2 separate regions of the Mus musculus genome follow, and region 1 is linked to region 2. A link is a loop called in an ENCODE intact Hi-C map of the cell type or tissue named here. Cell type or tissue: left cerebral cortex. All regions are shown on one strand. Links, peaks and the distances in the headings refer to the core of each region. The heading gives the core; the rest is flanking DNA.

What was found. A loop is a pair of places that touch in the nucleus more often than their neighbours do. Peaks named below come from ENCODE experiments on the same cell type or tissue, not always from the same donor. Only the 100,000 strongest peaks of a DNase experiment are listed, where the experiment ranks them.
Region 1: a loop joins it to region 2, with 3 times the contacts of the local background. A loop is called at or near these places in 6 of 42 quality-filtered maps.

The regions. Positions count from the first base shown.
Region 1 is chr10:29,141,887-29,152,071 of GRCm38, forward strand. It overlaps Soga3 (SOGA family member 3), which reads left to right and starts at 2,110. Exons shown (of 7, transcript NM_026138.2): 1 at 2,110-2,549; 2 at 4,678-5,867; 3 at 6,299-6,523; 4 at 8,358-8,516. The coding sequence starts at 4,773. In left cerebral cortex, for the core only: CTCF peaks have their summits at 4,516, 4,759 and 5,373; DNase peaks (open chromatin) are centred at 1,752, 2,215, 2,732, 3,540 and 6 more places; H3K4me3 peaks cover 5,469 bases; H3K27ac peaks cover 4,027 bases.
Region 2 is chr10:29,201,617-29,211,801 of GRCm38, forward strand. 9330159F19Rik (RIKEN cDNA 9330159F19 gene) reads left to right here and starts at 10,027. Exons shown (of 6, transcript NM_001162537.2): 1 at 10,027-10,185. In left cerebral cortex, for the core only: a CTCF peak has its summit at 5,332 (motif pointing left); a DNase peak (open chromatin) is centred at 5,306.

The DNA of each region.
Region 1 (10,185 bases), core at 860-8,859, 60 kb before region 2:
ACTGAACTTAAGAACTCAAAATTTCTCCAGCCCCATGCAGAAGTGTAATTTTTAACCAGTAAATAATGGGATAACCAAAACACGACTCTAATTAAAAACCTTTAGTTTAAAGGCTTGACAGCATTGTTTCCATTCATCCCATATTGCAATGGCTTATAGCACTGAGACTGCACAATCCTAAGGTAGAAAACTACCCTTTTGGGCATATGAACTCTGATGTAAGCATTCTTGATTTTATTAGATGTTCATAGAATAAAAGATACTGTTTGCATGGAAATAAACACTGAAATGGATATGTCTAAGCAAGTTCTTAGGCAAGCAGAACTGTTTTTATGCTTCTAGATTACTTGTGTAAGAATGCTTTATTTATAAAGATTGGCCTAAGAGATATTTTATGCATTTTATTAATTTTCATTGAGTGGGATATATGAATCTTAATATTCTTTTTAAAAATATTGCAATTTAGATAGTTGTGTGTGGTGCTCCACAACTTCAATTCTTGTATTCAGGACGCAGATGCATTTGAGATCATCCATCCTGGGCTCCAGGTTACCCCTTGCTACATACAAAGACCTGCATCAAAAGGAAAGAAGTGTGCGTGTGCGCACACACATACATACACACACACACACACACACAGAGTACTGCAACTTACATTGTGGTACATAATGAGGAACTGTTGAACACAAACTCAAAATAGCTTGTGACATTGTGACTTCATTTTGTTATTCTAATCAACGATGCAAGTCCTATCATAGATATCACAGGATTCACTATTCTGGCTTTCCACGTATTCAAGAATAAGAACAATATCTCCGTTACCTCAACTGTTGCCAGTATGTTTGAGCCTTCTCAGCACAGAGATGATTTCTCTACTTTCTTTGTATCCCCAGCACCTTGGACAGTGCTGGCCACAAACCACTCCATAGCAACAGTTTGACAGCCTAAATTATTTCCTTGTGATAACATAAGCGATGTCACTGGGGGTATACATTACCTGGGCTTAAATATGCTCTCATTTCGCTACTTCTGTGCAATTTACTCCAAATAGCCATTTCACTTTTAAGACAGGATTTAGTTTAAAATGAAGTCTCGCTCTAAAATTAACGCTAGGCTAGAAACTGTTGAAGAATATCTAAGTCTTTGTCCTTACAAAATCACCACAATAAAGTAAGAGAAGTTTAATGTCTCAAATTTTTCCTTTAAAAACAGGTTTATATATTCTGACCTGCAAACTTACAAGGGGATTTCTATGGGTTAAAGTAAGTCACTCGAGCCTACTCTCCTGAAATAAAATTGGAAGGAAAAAGAACAAAATTCCCCTCAAACATTAGGAGTATTATTACTGTGAATCAATATGGATAAATGTAAACTGGAAACGCATTTTTCTTAATTCATTGTCAGATCAGACGATTCTTTATTGATACATTTGTTCTGACTACTATTACTCACGTGCACAACAGTAAAAAAAAAAATGGATCTCAGAAATTACCAGTTTGTTTTCACTGAAGAAATTGGCCTTTAGCGAGGAGAGGGGAAAATATGGTGCCCAGTGCTACTGAGATGCACTTAAAACATCCCTGGAAGCACATATTTATTCAGTTTGCCCTAAATTAGTCATTTCTCCTTATCTCCTCAAGAACCCTTTGTCTGTGGGACAGCGGGTCTGACGAGCATTGTCTATTCGCGGAAAAGCCATCCCAGGACTCCGCCCGAGCTGGGGGTGGGGAAGGAGCCGCGCATGGAGAGACTGACTGAGCATTAAAGTGAGTGAACAAAGAGAAGTACCGGAAGCGCGCGCCAGCGCCTCTAAGAGCTGCGTCTAGAGACTCCGCTGGGTCAGGCTGAGGGTGCAGGATGCTCCAACCGGCTTCCCAAGGAAAAGAGCTCAAGTAAATAATTGATGGAGATTGATCGGACCTGAGACAAAGCTTTGCAGGAAGCCAAGGCATCCGATTTTAAGCGGTCTTGGAGTCTTCTGCCAAATACAGGAAATGGAAATGGAGAGAGGAATTTGATGAGCCAGGCTGAATAATTCTGCATCTCGGGCGTGGCTCTTGCCTTTTTGTCTTTCTGCCTCCCACCCGCTACCCTGGTTCCCCATCCTTCTCTTTCTTCTTTAAGCAACCACTCCGGTTACTTCTCTCCTGTCTTCCCTTCAATCCCGCCCTCTTTCCAGCCCAGTCCGGTGAGGTCAGCTCATGAATACCGCTGCACTTCCTGGGGAAGAGTCTGGCACTGCTTGGCACCCCGGGTATTGCCTGCTGCATTTGCAGCCCAGCCAGCCAAGCACCGCCGGCTAGGAGTCAACTCCCAGAGCTCTAAGTCTTTGTGGTTGTCGCCTTTGTTCGGAGAAACAGAGTGGGTGTGGATCCCGTGCAAGCAAGCGCGCCCAGAAGAAATTCGCCTATAACACTACGGAAGCTGGGAAGTTGAACTTTCTCTGAAAGGTAGAAAAATAAAGTCGGAGGTCTCCGGCTTCCTGGAAGCAAAAGCCACTGCAGAGAAGTGAGATCTTCTGGATTTCTAAAGACACGAAGAGAAACGGGGTGGGTCCTGGGACAGATAGGATTTGAGATGAAAAGGGTTGATTTGGTCCTTACTATCATTGCTTGGATGGATATTGCCACTGGAGAAACTGTGAGATACATTACCTTATTACTTTGTCAGGGAACAAGTGACAGACACTAGGTTCCTTAGATTGTGGAACTAATTAATGAAACCCAAGCTTTCGTTGAGGTTATAGTCTGGGCGGGTGAGGCTTCAGCTGGTGACTTTCTGAGTTCCCGCGTGGTTCTACTTGGTTAAATATAACATTGCATTGTCAGTACAATTAAGCTGGGTGGCCCACTTTAGTCTGACCCACGGTAAAGTAGGCCAGACTTTTTAGCAGAGGGTAACTTTGGTTTTCCTTCTGAAGTAATCATTGTTTATTTTTGTATTACAAAGGGAGTTGAAAAGAGATTACAGAGGGAGAAAGGAAGGTGGAGGAGTTTTGGGTGCCTTTCCGTTATGAAAGGACAAATGATTACATCCTCAATTGAGATACTTACAACAGACAATAAGAGTAATAATGGGAAACCATGTCTCCTAAAAGCTCTCTCTCTCTCTCCCTCTCTCTCTCTCTCTCTCCCTCCCTCTCTCTCTCTCTCTCTCCCTCTCTCTCTCTCTCTCTCTCTGTGTGTGTGTGTGTGTGTGTGTGTGTGCGCGCGTGCGTGTGTGTGCGTGTGTGTGTGTGTGTGTGTGTGTGTGTGTGTGTGTGTGACCTTCCTCTGCTTTACCAGTAAAGGTAAATGAGGTTCTTGGAAAGGGGCCAAATGAACTAGCTGTCTGAACCACTAGCAAGGAAAATCCACAGGTCTTTTCTGTCCTCTGGATTAAAATGGTATGTTTATACTGGAAAGCTAACACAATGTATCTTACCGCCCTAAAGGAAGACAAACAGCCTTTTGGTTAAATAGTGTTCCATGGTTCTGTTTCAGAATTTGGCTCCATAGGAATGTCTGAGCATTTTAACATTTTTAAATTTAGGTTTTATTTTATGCATATGGGTGTTTTGCCTGCATGCATATTTGTGTACCACATATGGGTCTGGTGCCCAGGGATGACAGAAGAGTGTATCAGGTTCCCTGAAACTGAAGTTACAGAGAGCTTAGAGATGTCACCTGAGTGCTTGGAGCAGACCCTGTGTCCTCTGAAAGAGCAGCCAATGTAATTAACCACTCTGCTATTTCTCTAGTGGGCATTTTAAAACTTCTACTCAGTCTATTATATACTATCTAAGGAGATGGTTCAGAATAAAACTGTTTTCTATGTTGTACTTGCAACTCAGTCCACCTTAAGTGCAGAACAGGAAGAAGCGAGGACAAATTCGCCATTAAAAACTTCGCAGCCTGTAGATAAAGCTGTTCATCAAATTTTTCAACAAGTATTTTTAAGCTGCTAAAATAATCTCTTTTGGGTTGTCAATGACTGAATCTTATAACTAATTCTTAATAGCAGCTTTTTCTTGAGCTTGGGGTTGATTCATATTCATTCTTTACAGTGTGTGTGTGTGTGTGTGTGTGTGTGTGTTCCATTCTAAAGAAAGTTGGCTAAAATTCTCTGAAGACAACATTAAGGGCTGGGGATGAGTGGGAAAAGTGTCATTTATCCAGGGAAAATCTTCTCTAGGATCTTACATTATAGCCTTATTTCTTTAACTGACAATTAGGAATACTAATTTAATACCCCCCCCACACACACACACACACACTAAACTAGGTTTAAAATACAGATTTGGAGTCAGAGGAGGAAGCTGTTTAACAACTATAATATCTAAACACTTCCTTTACCTTTCTATCCTTTTCCACTTTTCATCTCCCCTGCCCCCATTTCCTTCACCTTTCATTTCTTTCTGAACCTGTGCCTCACCCATCCCAGGTACAGGTTACCTAGGGAGTGCAAGTTTTAGCTGCCTTCAGATCCTTTTGACTGAGGTGGAGTAAGATGGAGACAGCGCCACTTTGGGCAAAGTGAGGACTTACAGCCCTGAATCTTTCACCTACTCAAAGCTTCCATCAAACCTTTGGTTTCCGAGTCTGATAATTCTCTCTAGCTTCCCTTGTACAGCACATTGACCTTTGGCTCTACAACAGTGTAAACATACTGTATATTTTTCTTCTATTTCCATCCCAGCTTACACAGGAAGGTTGGTGACAGAAAGGAGAGAAGAGGATGATCTAGAGATGGACGCTTCCAAGTGGCATCCAGTAGGTTCTTTCTAGACTGCCATGAGTCAGCCACCGTCCGGGGGCGCTGCCCCAGCCGCAACCTCAGCTTCTGCGGCCGCCGCAGCCACGGAGGCTCGCATGCACCCGGAGGGCTGCAGCAGAAAGCAGCAGCGAGCTCAATCACCCGCTAGGCCTAGGGACAATTCTCTTCGTCAGACCGCCGGGGCCACGCGGTCCCCGCTTGGGGTCGGCCCTAAGCTCAATTCTGTTCGGCAGCAGCAGCTGCAGCAGCAGCAACAGCAGGGTAACAAGATAACCGGTCGGAGCACCTCTGGGACCGGCTCCAGAGGACTCGGAGGCGGGGCGGAGAAGGCGGTGCCCTCCATACCCAAAGGGGCTGTTCCCGGAGCTGTCCAGCCCGCGCCTGGTGCTGAAGGGTCCCCCGCGGCGATCCTGGCCTCTGTGAGCTTCAGGAGGTCCGGACAGCCGGAAGAGGCACCCCGGGAAATAGAATCCGGGCCCTCGAAAGTCGGGGAACCTCCTCCGCTCGGGGGAGTAGGAGGGGGCGGGGAAGGAGGAGGAGCCGGTGGTGGCCCGGGGGACCGGGAGGGGGGCGCTCCGCAGCCGCCGCCGCCCAGGGGTTGGCGAGGGAAAGGCGTCCGCGCAACGCAGAGGGGTAGCAGCGTTGCGGAGGGAGTCTCCCCTTCACCACCCACCGCTGCTACGAGCAAAACCCCCGGCCCAGGTAGCAGAAACTCTGGTAGCGGCAGCACAGGGAGCGGCAGCGGTGGTGGAGGGAGCTACTGGAAGGAGGGATGTCTGCAGTCTGAGCTCATCCAGTTCCATCTCAAGAAGGAGCGGGCGGCAGCGGCGGCGGCCGCGGCTCAGATGCACACTAAAAACGGTGGCGGCGGCAGCCGCAGTTCCCCAGTCGCCGGCGCTCCAGCCATCTGTGAGCCCCTTGTAGTCCCCTCCTCCTCCCCAATGGCGGCTGCAGCCGAGGGCCCCCAGCAGAGCGCCGAGGGCAACGGTAGCGGCGGGGCCATGCAGGCAGCTGCTCCCCCTTCGTCCCAGCCGCACTCGCAGCAGCTCCAAGAGCAAGAAGATATGCAGGAGGAGATGGAGAAGCTGAGGGAAGAGAACGAGACTCTCAAGGTGAGAAAGAGAGGGGGTGGGACCCGAATGGGGGAGGGGAAGTGCGGGGCCTCCGATGATTAGGGCGTGTCCTGGTAGGTTTGGAAGGCTGCTGACCTTTTAGGACCACATGAAAGGAGGAAAACTAGGAAGATGGGGGCGGGGGTGGTCCATGGCTTGCTCCTAATTAGAAACGGAACTAATATTAATACCGTTGTGTTTAAAACCAAATCTAGGCCTTCGTTTACCCAATTATCATGATTTGCCCCACTTTCTCACAGGCAGAGAGGCCTAAACTAGGCCTGGTTTGCTTTCAGCTCCCTGTCACTCCTGTCTTGTGCAGAGGAAGGCAGTAAAGCTAGGAATTGGGAATAGGGATGGGATGTACATGGTGCATATCTGAGGGGCTAGTGGCAAGACTGGTTGTGACCCATAGCCTGTCACCGTCTCAGAACGAGATCGATGAGCTGAGGACCGAGATGGACGAGATGAGGGATACTTTCTTCGAGGAGGATGCCTGTCAACTGCAGGAAATGCGCCATGAGTTGGAGCGAGCCAACAAAAACTGCCGGATTCTGCAGTACCGCCTCCGCAAAGCCGAGCGCAAAAGGCTCCGCTACGCGCAGACTGGGGAAATTGATGGCGAGCTGTTGCGCAGCCTGGAGCAGGATCTCAAGGTCTCTTGCAGGGGTGGTGTGGGTGGGGGAGAGCGAGGGCGAGAGCCAGGGCGGGCTAGGGTCTATGGGTGGAGACTTTGGAGGGCTCTTTGCATTGAAAGGGCCTTCACTGAAGGACGACAAAGGGCAATAGTTTTCAAGAGTTCGTTCACCACAAAATGTCAGCATCTGGGAATAGAAGGATCTATTCAGTTTAGTAGGAGGAGGATCTCCTGGGAGTAACTCTTCAGGAAGTAATAAGAGGGTTCCTCCCTCGTCCACTGAAACAAGGCCATGGTAAAGTACAGGCTCTACAGGGCCTCCTGTGATCTAGCTTCCAATGATGTACTTCCTGTGAAGGCCAGGTGGAATCAGGCATTCAAGAGTGGATTACTGGTGGAGCACTGACCTCCAGAATAAGAACAGTACTGAGAAAATAGTTAAGGTCTTTTTCCTCAGATTTTCTCCAGGGTGTATTCCCATCAGCACTCATCCCTTCTGTAACTCCCCCTGAAAAGCAGCCTGTCTACACAGCAAGCCATTTGAAGGAGGAGAGTAGATCAGAAGAAAACACCTTGTTTTGAAATCAAGTTGCCCATTCAGAGTGTATCCCAGAGAACAGGGTACCAGACAGCTCAGAGTTTACAGTAGACTCTTTTGTGGGGTGCTCTTTCTTCATTTTGAAAACAGGCAGATTTTATTTACAAGGCAAACTGGACATTCAGCACATCTCCATTGACAACCAAATATACTTTTAACTATTATTAATTTCATCGCTATGCAAGTAGAGTTAATTACCCTAGATGTGTTTCAAAGAAAGCTCTTGGCAAACATCTTATGGAAGTCTTTGCTCCATTCTTTTGGTTTGCTTTGGAATCCGTCATGACTCATCAGAAAATATAGCAACAATACATATAATGTTGACTGATTTGGAGTAAAAAAATCTGTGAGGTAGATATTATAAATGGGGCTACTTTATAGGTGCACAAATGGCACTTTAAACAAAATGTGTATTGGTATTTTGCCCAAATGCATGTCTGTGCCCCACATGAGTGCCCGGTGTCTCTGGAAGCCAGAAAAGGCCATAGCGTCTGGAAATTGAACAAAGCCCTCTAGAAAAGCATTCAGTGTACTTAACCACTTAGGTTCAACCCCAACCAAAAGCATTTTTTACATAAGTTCTATGCATGTACCTGGGCCTTGTAACAATCCCAGCAATAGCCAAGTTCCCTTTATCCAACATAAACCAGGACTGGCTGTTTCCTAAGCCTCTAACATTTCTTCAAAGCCCTATGATTTTCAAGATAATTTTAAAACTTGGGGTAAAAATACATACTAGTAAAACAAAAAGGAATCTCAAAAACTAGAATGTTCCTAAACCTAAGTACTTGGAACTAGCTAGAATTATGAGGAAAAGAGCAAGCCCAACTACCCAGAAGTTAAAACTGTCTTTCTCCATTTCTCAGTGGTGGCTGTAGTGGCAACATATACCTCATGGTATCACTGTAAAACTAAAGCAGATATCTTAACTCTATCTACAACTGAACATGAAATAAAATAAATGTCACTCTGATGTAGTGAAGTAAAGGGACAAAGTTGACCCAGGCCATATGACTACCTGTTAATCATACCTGTTGAACATCTTCTTTAATACTTCCCTACTCTACAAAGCAGGTATAGCAGTAGCATCTATCCCATGCGAATGCTGTGAGGATTAAGTGATTGCTATAGATGAATGACTTATAGATGCGGTATTGGGAACATGGTCACATAGGAAATACTCTGGAAATACTGGCTCTTAATGCCTTCAATATGAATAAATTATAATTTATCTTTGCAAACATATCATTTTTAGGTTGCAAAGGATGTATCTGTGAGACTTCACCATGAATTAGAAAATGTGGAAGAAAAAAGGACAACAACAGAAGATGAAAATGAGAAACTGAGGCAGCAGCTAATCGAAGTTGAAATTGCAAAGCAAGCTTTACAGAACGAACTGGAAAAAATGAAGGAGGTTAGTATCTGTTTCATGGTTAACTGTGTTAGTTCTGCTCTTTGGAACAGAATCTCAAGGATGAACATCACTGATAAAGTTATTCTTTCCTGATTACAACTTGTAACTCAATAGAGTAAGAGATAGAAGATTTCATACTAACAAGTGAATAGTAAAGAAAATGTTCTAACCTGAATTTTAATTTAACTTACCGTGTGCAATAAGCAGCTACAAGCTGTTTGTGTTGTTGAAATGTGTGTGAATTAAATACATTAAATATCACACACACATGATATAAAAAGATAAGGATTAATCTTAAGATAAGGATGACTTTGTTAGTTGAAGGGAATAGTTTTGTGAGATTATTGCTGTGTTCCTAGAACAGTAAAATTCTGGAATAGGCAGGGATGTAAAGACCTTTCAGTCTATCCCAGTCATTATTTGGGTTTGTCTATAACAAAGTTTCATAAGTTGTCTAATGTACAGAATACTATCCTGAAACTCTTCCATCCCAGCCACTTCCACCCCATCAGAGTTCTGGTGAAAGGGTTTCTTTGTTTCCAGTTGAGACCTACACAATTGTACCTCAAAGTGATTCATCTTGGTTCTGTCTTTTAGGGTGAGGGATTTAATACTCTCTTTTTCATGTTGCTCTGTGAATGTCCCTGCTTTACTTACCTTCCATCTTCTGAAAGAATAATGATATAGAAATAAACAGAGATGAAACAAAAACAAAAAAAATATCTATCAATAAGTAATTAGAATCATGATAAACACATTCACGGAACTAAAATATTTTTTATACTACTTGAGTTATTGGCAGTGTAATGTATGAAAATTGTGAGTGAAAATCAGCAAAAGCAGAAATGGACTATTTAGAATTTCAGAGAAAATCTTAGTCTTTGAATGCACTGAATATTGAACTCCTCATATCTGCCATTCACAGTAAAAATATAAGCAGTGTGGTTAAGAATCTATTAAGTGTAGGAACGCTGAAATATTATGTTAGTGGAGCAAACTATTCTTTGTGTTCTTTGTGCCCACTTATACTACCTTAACTTTAAATACCTTTTCATTTTTAAAAAAATATTTCATTCATTGAATAATTTTTTTGAACTAGGATCTCTTTGTGTAGGTCTGAAACTTTCTTCATAATCAGGTTGGCCTCAGGCTTGAGGTATTTCTGTCTCTGCTTCCCAAGGTCTGAGATTGTAGATGTGTACCATCTACACTTGATCTAAACATCTTTTTCACGTGACAGTATAAGGAAAGTACTATTGTTGATATATGCTTCTTGACCACTAATTTACATACTGTAGCACAGAGTGCCTCTGTGTTACAGTAGAAAAGTATAGAGATTGAGAATCATGTAATATGCTTTCATCAGTAACTAATGGGATGACCTTGAAAGGCTTCTAACTTCTATTTTTCTCTACTTATTCTAAACTGTAAAGATTGTTTCAAATGTCTCCTCCTCTGACATATTTTATCACACACTCCAAGGCATTGCCATTTAGATAACAGCACATACCTTTTTCCCCTAAAGTTTTAAAGTCAAATATGAAATTAGTGTATGTAAAAGTATGTATTGTCTTACGCAATAATGCACAGGTAAAGAGTTTCAAAGTTTTATTGTTTCTGGGGAAGTAGGGGATGAAGTAGGTTTAATTTTCAAGGACTGCATTCATAA
Region 2 (10,185 bases), core at 1,026-9,025:
CTTTTAATCTTGAAATTCAAAAGACTAAGGATTAGGTAGGCTTTCAGAAGAAAAGAGGAAACAAGGGAGAAATATTCTGAATTTGATCAAATTGGTGGCACAAGTCTATAGTCAAAACAGATGGGAAACTGAAGAAGGAATCCATGGCAAGTTTGAAGCCAGCTTGGGTTACAGTTAGAAACTGATTCAAAACCAACCAGTCATGTAACAACAACAACAACAACACACACACACACACCTTAAAAAGTCAAACCTGTCTGCTAGATTTTTTTTTCCATTTTTTATTAGGTATTTAGCTCATTTATGTTTCCAATGCTATACCAAAAGTCCCCCATAGCCACCCACCCCCACTCCCCTACCCACCCACTCCCCTTTTTTGGCCCTGGCGTTCCCCTGTACTGGGGCATATAAAGTTTGCGTGTCCAATGGGCCTCTCTTTCCAGTGATGGCCGCCTAGGCCATCTTTTGATACATATGCAGCTAGAGTCAAGAGCTCCGGGGTACTGGTTAGTTCATAATGTTGTTCCACCTATAGGGTTGCAGATCCCTTTAGCTTCTTGGGTACTTTCTCTAGCTCCTTCATTGGGGGCCATGTGATCCATCCAATAGCCAACTGTGAGCATCCACTTCTATGTTTGCTAGGCCCAGGCATACTCTGACAAGAGACAGCTATATCAGGGTCCTTTCAGCATAATCTTGCTAGTGTATGCAATGGTGTCAGCATTTGGAAGCTGATTATGGGATGGATCCCCGGATATGGCAGTCTCTACATGGTCCATCTTTTTATCTCAGCTCCAAACTTTGTCTCTGTACCTCCTTCCAAGGGTGTTTTGTTTCCACTTCTAAGGAGGGGCATAGTGTCCACACTTCAGTCTTCATTTTTCTTGAGTTTCATGTGTTTAGGAAATTGTATCTTATATCTTGGATATCCTAGGTTTTGGGCTAATATCCACTTATCAGTGAGTACATATTGTGTGAGTTCCTTTGTGAATGTGTTACCTCACTCAGGATGATGCCCTCCAGGTCCATCCATTTGGCTAGGAATTTCATAAATTCATTCTTTTTAATAGCTGAGTAGTACTCCATTGTGTAGATGTACCACATTTTCTGTATCCATTCCTCTGTTGAGGGGCATCTGGGTTCCTTCCAGCTTCTGGCTATTATAAATAAGGCTGCTATGAACATAGCGGAGCATGTGTCCTTCTTACCAGTTGGGGCATCTTCTGGATATATGCCCAGGAGAGGTATTGCTGGATCCTCCGGTAGTACTATATCCAGTTTTCTGAGGAACCGCCAGACTGATTTCCAGAGTGGTTGTACAAGCCTGCAATCCCACCAACAATGGAGGAGTGTTCCTCTTTCTCCACATCCACGCCAGCATCTGCTGTCACCTGAATTTTTGATCTTTCTACTAGATTTTTGATACTTTTCCAAGTTACAAACTCAATGGAACTGAGCATATATGTTTAAGGGTTGAAACTGACAATTGCCCAAAATGTCTATAACACTTGGAGCCACAGACTTCCCCAGCTAAGCAGTGGCTCTTAGATACCTATGGAGATTCTGGGAATATATGGGAATGTTTCATGATGTTCAATGACTGGGAAGTTCTCTACTGTGCTGTTGCCATTTTTTAAAATACGGGGCAGAAGAGAAGGTCTTAAGTCCTCAATTGTCTTGCTGAAAATCTGGGTACCATTCTCATTGGCTTCTCATAACTGTCTGAACTCAGTTCTGGGGAACCCAGTGTCTGATTCTGGACTCTGTAAGCACTATGGACATGTGATGCATATATAGACATGCAGGCAAACACCCATAAACATAAATACACATAAAAATAAAATTAAAAGTTCAGGAAGAAAGAAAAAAAAACTCTTCCCACTAACCCAGTTTATCAAAACTAACAAAATCGAAAACAAAAGGAACACGTATTCAATGGCAAAAAGAACCAGGATGACAAAATGCAAGGCAGGCACATTACAGATGCATAGATGTGTACACTAAATCAAATCCTCATACTGATCCTATACGCTGTAACAACAAATCCATAGGCTTTCTTAAAGGCACTGGAAATGTCTGCAGCAGTAATGCAAGGACCATAGCAGTTATCTTTGCTCTTTGGGATTGCCAAATAGTACTATCTTTAGATCTCACCTGCCAGTCATGATACGAACTCATATGGCTGAATTTTAATACAAGAATTTTATGTGACTCTTACATCCCAAGCCACGCCTTTCATAGATAGAACTGTCTTAAGATACTGGTAAAGGGACAGCAGTCTGAATGGGACTGGGCTGGCTTCCATACTCTGGGCTCTTTGAATTCACTCTGACCAAATCTCTGAACTTAAGGATGCAAACTACTCTCCCAGTGAATTCTGAGAAAGGCATTTCTAACTCTGATCTGTCAACTGTCCATCCAGGTTTCTAATGTGCTTCAGCACGTACACAGGCACACACATGAGCACACAGCCAACCTGCTGTGATGTGTAATAAGTTCACTGGAGTCCGGTGGTCAGAGGCTTCTGTGTCACAGAGAAGTGGCTGGTAGGCTAGTGAAAGGAAGGTGGTCGCAGCAAACTACCAGTGAAGTGACTTTTTCTGATCTTCTTCTTTTAATGTAGGTTCTTCTGTAGGAACCTAGAATTTAGGGTAAGGAAGACAAGTTTAAAAAGATGGTGCCCAAGACCTGTGAGAGTTACCATCATGCCTTTCCTCTGAGCACCTCTCTCTGCTCCCCCACCCCCCCACACTTCCCTGCCTGTGTCTCTGACCTTATTTTGGCATTATTTTTGTTACTATGTTCAGCGTGCAGTTATTTCATTTGTGCTGGTTTTAAATGATCAACCTCATGAAATCTCCCAGTTGTTGAAACACGGAATCTTCTATTCTCACTTTCAAAGCTATGTTATCTAAATGACATGCTGGAGATAATTTTTTAAACCAAAATTATTATAGGCAATTCCCTTCTAAGGCACTTTCTTGGGCATAGAAACTAGAGTCTTGGTTAATTTAGCATAGGTTTAAGGAAAACAGGAATCTGCTTGGTTATTTTTAAATAAAGATGACTGAAACTCATTAAGCAAAGAAATTTTGGTTCAAGCCAGGAATGTGCAGTTTATGTGGTAGACTGGGATGTGGCTATTTAATTGTCTGTCACTGAAGTTTGGAATTCCAAACACTCTATGCAGTGTCTTAGCTACAGTCTCCTAGAGTAAGTCTCCCCTAGTAGAATCAGGCTCTGATTGTGGGAATAAACAGGGAGTGGTAGAGGGTAGTAAAATGTGAGGAAAGTTAACTGTTTATTAAAATAATGGAATTTGGTACAATTCAAAACCACTATGCATAAAGACATATCTCTTCGAGCCCTCATTACAGGCAAGAAAGGTACAGGGAGATAAGCAGTTTTAATCTGTAATCTGGTTTGGAGTAGATGAAATGGTTTCATATACAGTTTGATGATAATGTACCCCAGTATTCTCATGACACTTGAAAGATTTCAGAGAGAAACACAGGAAGGATACTTCACGTTCTGAATACACCTCAACGAACGCAGTAGCATCCATGTGCGTCTACATAGTGCTTTTGTGTCAACAGTTAGGAGGGGGAGGAGGTACGAGTGGCTCTTTTTCATGATGGCCATACTGAAAGTTTGTGGAGCCATAGACTCAAATGGTTCCTGCTATGTTACCTAATAAGTTTCCATCAATACCCTCTCTGCTTGAGCATATGTAGCTAGATGATAGATAGATAGATAGATAGATAGATAGATAGATAGATAGATAGATAGATAGATAGATAGACAGACAGACAGACATGGGGGACTCACACACACACACATGTGGTATTTTGTATATCAACCACAAACTAAGTTCTGTGTAGTTTCTCTTTTTCATGATTATTGTTTTGCTTTGGTTTTTGAAAAATGTCGTTGACATTTTATTTATACTATTAACTCTTTTTTTAATTTATTTTTTTAATTAGGCATTTTCTTCATTTACATTTCAAATGCTATCCCAAAAGTCCCCACTCCCCTACCCACCCACTCCCACTTCTTGGCCCTGGCATTCCCCCATACTGAGGCATATAAATTTTGCAAGACCAAGGGGCCTCTCTTCCCTATTAACTCTTGAACAGAAAACAAATGCCTTTAAAATAGACCAGTTACGTAGAATTGCCAAAGTAGTACTGAAACTAATTTATTCTGGAGTTTAGGTGAGCTCTAAGCATCTGAACACCTTCCTTTGGAGTTGTATCACCTACTGGGGTTAGGGCTAACACTTGGAGAGCCATCCCATTATTCTCACAGCCTTGGACTCTATCTGGGTGAAGAAGCCACAGTGAGGCAGGCAAAGGGCGGAGTTGGATGGAGTTGATTACCTTCCTAGTCTTGCCGCACAGTATTGCTGTGAGAGCATACTACCAGAGATAAACTCATATTTCTGATCATCCCCTAACTTTAGAAGGGATGCGATTGATTCCAAAATAGGTCCATTTCTCAAATATGGTGTTATTTTACTAGAATTTTGGCTAGAACTTAAAATAAAATTTGATAGTTCAAAGGTGTTTCTGTGGACTATTTCTTACATCTGGAAATGTTTATGTATAAGCTCCATGACTTGGGGCTTCTTGTTTGAAATTACTGAAGTTTTAGAAAGTAGGTAGATTCAAATTATCACAGTGCGTTCCAAATAACTGCAGTAGAAAAAGCAAAGCTTTAGGAATATGATTGTGCAAACTGTCCAGAAAGCATCAAGAACTATGCTATACTATAAGGTTCAAACACAGACAGGCTGACAGGTATGCAAAGTGCCTCCTGACTTCATCAGATACTGAACTATGCCTTGACCTTGGGGGATGAGTCTGGCAGCTGTAGAAGATTTCTGATTACTCTGAGGTGTGACCTCAGGCCTCTCTCTCATCACTAGGACTTTCTCACTAACAATGCCACAGATCTTCCCACTCTACATAATGGCCTCAGAATCTAGGCCCCAGCCCTGCTTCTTCCTTTTCAGTCCTTGCTCTTCTTTCTCAACCACGACATATAAGTGAAACAGAAAGCTATCTTATGCTCCCAACTTGTTCCTTCTAGTCTTTTTTATATGGTGGTGACTCTCCTTTTCTGTGCTGTCTCTGAAGCACCATCAGTTGGCTTCTTATATCACTACCATTGTAGCAGACAACTTTTGGAAACATAATGCTATTGCCTGTGGGATAGCCACATTTTTAGAACACTAAGGACTAGTCCCTGCTCCTCCAAATCACTCCCTAAATGGCCAGTCTGGGCCTCAGAACTTACAAGCAAAGAGAAGTGACTCAGGCTTGCCATCTAGTGGCAAATACTAAATAGACACCCTTAGCAGAATGCCCTCCTTACTTTCATTCTTGGGTCATCAACAAGTCATGAATCTGTAAATAATAGAATTAGATGCTAAACACCAATTTGAAAAGCTTAAAGGGATGTATTTTTGTAATTTTAAATAACACACATTTCTCAAGTATTTTACTCAGAATTTGGACTAGAATTTAAAATAAATTTTGATAGTTCAAAAGTGTTTCTTTGAACTATTTCTTACATCTCGAAGTGCCTATGTAAGGCTTGGCTAAAATAGCTATTGTCATGTCACCAGACCTCAGAATAGAAGAAGCCAGCATCCCATGATTCTTGGTAAAAAAACATCCAGTGCTTGGAAAACAGTGCACTAGCTGAAATGTAATAGCCTAAGTATGTAACTCCTAGGAGAAAATGTCCTTGGTGTAGCCATCCCAACTTTTACCCAGTCAGAGCCTCATATGCATCAAAGTCATTTTTATTCTCTTAACACACACTTACAGCTCTGCGTTTCTAGGATGCAGAAAACATAGGACCACATTTGATGGGGGCGGGAGTCCACACTGGATGAACTGATTGAAAAAGTTCAAAGTTCCTAGTTTTCACGAATAGTTCAGTATAAACCTCCAAGCAGTGTAAGCTATGGCTGGTTGTAATGCTAAACTGAATCCCTGGGTGGAACGCTGTACTTAATTACAAGAAAAGAGACTTGAGGAGTTGTGCTGTGGACCCCATTTCTTTGACTCCTCACAGTAGCTTTTGTAATTCATGAATTTGTCTTATTCCTCAAATCCGCCCTCCCCCCACCCCCGAGTGTGACCTGAGATGATGTTGCCACTCATCAATGTTTTATAAGTTGAATATTAACTGAAATTCCTCAGATCTGACCTTAAAGAATCTATACAAGGCAGACATTGCTCTGTAAGGAAGGATGGGTGGTGGTGGCACACATGCCTTTAATCCCAACACTTGATAGACAGGTTCAGGGCCAGCCTGGTCTACATAGTGAGTTCCAGGATGGCCAGAGCTACACAGAGAAACTCTATGTTAAAAATCAAAACAAACAGCAACATCAAAAAGCTTTCTGTGGAAAGAATGACTATAATACTATAATACTATAATATAATATATAATATATAATATAATACTATAGTATGGCCTCCAACTTTAGCCTGAAAAGAATGAGTTTTCTTTTCACTCCAACATTATTCTGTGCTCTCGGTTATTTTCATGTCATTTTTATAGAAAACAGAAACACACTGTAAATATTATTGAATGGTAAAGAAGGAAGAAAAACTGTACAAGCATGAACTCATATATTCCCAGTCTTATAGCAGCCAGAGTTGTTTTAGCTTGAAGAGCAGAGGTCAGAGTGCAGCTGTGAGACATCAGTCCTCACATATGCCACATATGTTGACATAGGGTACCAAGTCTCTGATGCTATGCTGTGCATTGCCAGCTTCAGGACAGTTCTAACCCTGCCTCCCATCTTTCTATGGAAGTGCTAGGGTCACAGATGCATACCACCTCATTCAGCTTTTCACACTGCTTTCAGGGATTGAAGCAGGTTATTAAGCTTATGTGACTAACACTATTACCCATTAAGCCATCTCCCCAGGCTCCAAGTCTCTTTATCTAAGTAGCAAATAAACTCTCAACTATATGGTGTTTTATGGCACACTTGACAGATAGACTATGGACTCCCTTGATTCAACTAACTCAGACAGATTTGGCAAAGCCAGAAGCCAGCATCTTATTATCCAGTCAGAGCCAACATCCTTATCCCTGATCTTGAGTCTTGTCTCTTGACTTGGTTGGAATTTTAAATTTCACAGCGCTGCCCTGGGGATGAGAGGACCGGGATTCTATTCTTAGTGTAATTAGTGGCCTTGAACAGATGATCTCATGACAGGGTCTCCCCCTTCACTGTAAACTGAGAAGGTTAGCTAGATGACCCCAGAGGCTCTTTTTGGCTCTAAATTTGGTGACTCTGGAAACACCTGCTCATGCCATTTATGTGTTCAGTGTCTTTCTTCTACTTTTCCAAAATGTTCTAACTCATGGCTATTGTTATCATACATACAAACGTTTTTAAACCTTTTTTTTTATAATTTGCTGTATTGTTTCTTAATGGTAGCTGGTCTTTCTCTATTAACTCTTATTAAGTATTGTGTATATTCTGTTCCACTTTGAAATTGGGTTAGCAGGCATGCAGTTGTGAGTAAAACTATTTCTAAAATGGAGACCAATAATTTGGGTGTGTTTGTTATTTTGAGATGAATTCAAATGTTCAAATGGCTTACAAATCATCTGCATTACACAATAAATGACGTGTTTTCTATAAAATCGTTCTCATTTTCACACTTTAAAATGTTAAATCATTTAAGAACTAAAATTATCACCATTGCTGTGGGAGTACATACACCATCATTAGTTTTTTTTTCAGTTTATATATCTTGTGCATATAACGATAGCCCCTCTTGTTAAAATGAATTGCTTGGAAGCTCTTTAAAGCAGTTTTGAACAGTTGTTGTCTTTATATCCTATCAGTTTGTTGATGTGCTTACTCCAGAGACAGAGACAGAGACAGAGACAGAGACAGAGACCAAGAGAATATGTATGTATGTACATATATTTACAAAATTATTCAGCAGAAAGGGCTAGAAGATATTCACATTAGTGTTAAATTTGAAGTGACTCATTGGCAAACCTACATACAGTATAAGAAGCTAAAAAAAAAAGGGGGGGACTGTAGTTCTTTTTTATTAGCACAGGAAAAAGGATATTGAAAAAGCCACAGGGAAGACCAGAGTCCATAGCACAACATAGCTTCTGAAAGTCAGCCAAATGCTATTTGACTTTCTGATAGAATTATGGAAAAGGCCTTTTGTCTTTCTTCTCTTCAGTTATTGTTTATGGGTTTGTGTCTGTTTGTTTGGAGAGCAGGATCTCATGGAGCCTAGGCTGGCCTTGAACTTCCCCAGTATCTGAGATTAGCCTTAAACTGCTGATCCTCCTGCCTTTACCTCTCAGGTTCTGGGATTCCAGGCTTATGCCAACATGTCCAGATGCAAAGCCTAGCTTGAATTACAGGGAACACATAGAAACTCAATGATTTAAAATGAAGAGTCCACAGGAGTATTATTTGATAACTCCAGCTAATGGTTCTGAGCAAAGTTTCTTATTCGTCCTCCTGTATGCATTAGCAACGAGGCAAGCAGGAGGGACCAACTGTAACTCTCTGTCACTCCATGTATCTGTTTGCCTTACAGTCTTATGAAGTAAATTCATCTAATTGGTTAAGGAAGAAACAGAGGCCACAGGATTACACAGTTAAATGGGGGCAGAAGTATTGAGCCCTCGGTCCCTATAACAATATTCCAGGGTCCCCAAACTGGTTCCAAGTCCTGCTCCTCCTCTCAGAGGTCTTTCTGTGGGCTTTGTCAAGATGTTTTAGCTCTCTAAGCCATGGATATAAGTAAGATCCGGTGAATAAAACTGCAGACAGTTGCTAAGGTGGTAAACTGACACGAAGCTCCACTTGACATCCTTAGCACAGAGCTTTGCTTAAAGCTGCTCCCAGTGAATAACTAGTGTTGCTATTGTAACTATGACGATTGTGGCTGCCCCTGGAAATATGAATCCTAGCTCTCTAAACATAGGGAAGCATTTCTTTCGGTTATTCTGCCTGTATAACGTCCTTCTATGGAAGTAAAGAAGCTGGAGTTGGTGGCTCAAGACCCTAATTCCAGGACATGGAAGACTGAAGCAGGATTGTACTAAATTGAGACCAGTTTGAGAGGCAATATTGAGTTTTAGGCTAGCCTGTTTTGCTAAGCAATGTTATATGCTAATTAATTAGTCAGTTGACTAAATTAGATAAATATATGGTTGCCCTGACCAGTTTACCATTATTAAGCAATTTAGCTCCTTATGGGATGGAGCTTGGAGGTAGGCAAAAAAAAAAAAAAAAAAAAAAACCAACAAAAACCAAAAACATGAAATTATGGCATGCTTCAAATGACACATTGTTATATTGTACAGTCGGAAAACTTTAGCTTGACGATAAGAGCTTATTACTTAAAATTCAGTGTAACTGATTTGCTATATTGGCCCTAAAGACTTTATTGACTAAAGTAAACCACTATTCTCTCTCTCTCTCTCTCTCTCTCTCTCTCTCTCTCTCTCTCTCTCTCTCCCTCTCTCTCTATATATATATATGCCCCATTTCTATTTTGCATAAAGGCAAACATTCAATATGTTTCAACATACATTTTGACTCATGCTTGCTGGTGTGTGTGTGTGTGTGTGTGTGTGTGTGTGTGTGTGTGTGTGTGTGTGTGTATTTCTTTTTTTTTTTCTCACACATTTCCACTTCATCCCTGGCCAGACTAACAAAGACACTGAAACTGCATCTCACTGTAGAGAGAGAGGGAAAGAGAGGGGATGGAGGAAGAGGATGGTTCTTGCTCCTAAAAAAAGAGTCTACTTTCCAAATAAAAGAAATCTAAATTGTCATCATGTGCTGCTAGCAAGCAGATCTCTCCTGGCAAGTTTGAAAATGCTAGGCTCCATTATAAAAGTTAAAAATGTCCTGGACCTGGAGTTGTTTACCCAGAGGATATAACTGCTCTAAAGTTACAGAGCTGTGGTTGGAAGCAGCAGCCTTAAGGCCGCCTCCAAGTCCCTGACGTCATAGTAGCCCAGCTGCTGTTGTGACACTGAGCAGAGTAGCTCTTTGAAGTTCAATTTGCAAAGGCGTTTGTCAGGACCACTGTGGAAGATGAATGGATTTTGTTTTATAAAAGAACCACTGAGACTGTTCTTTAAGACAACTAGCTCTCTGCCCCACCT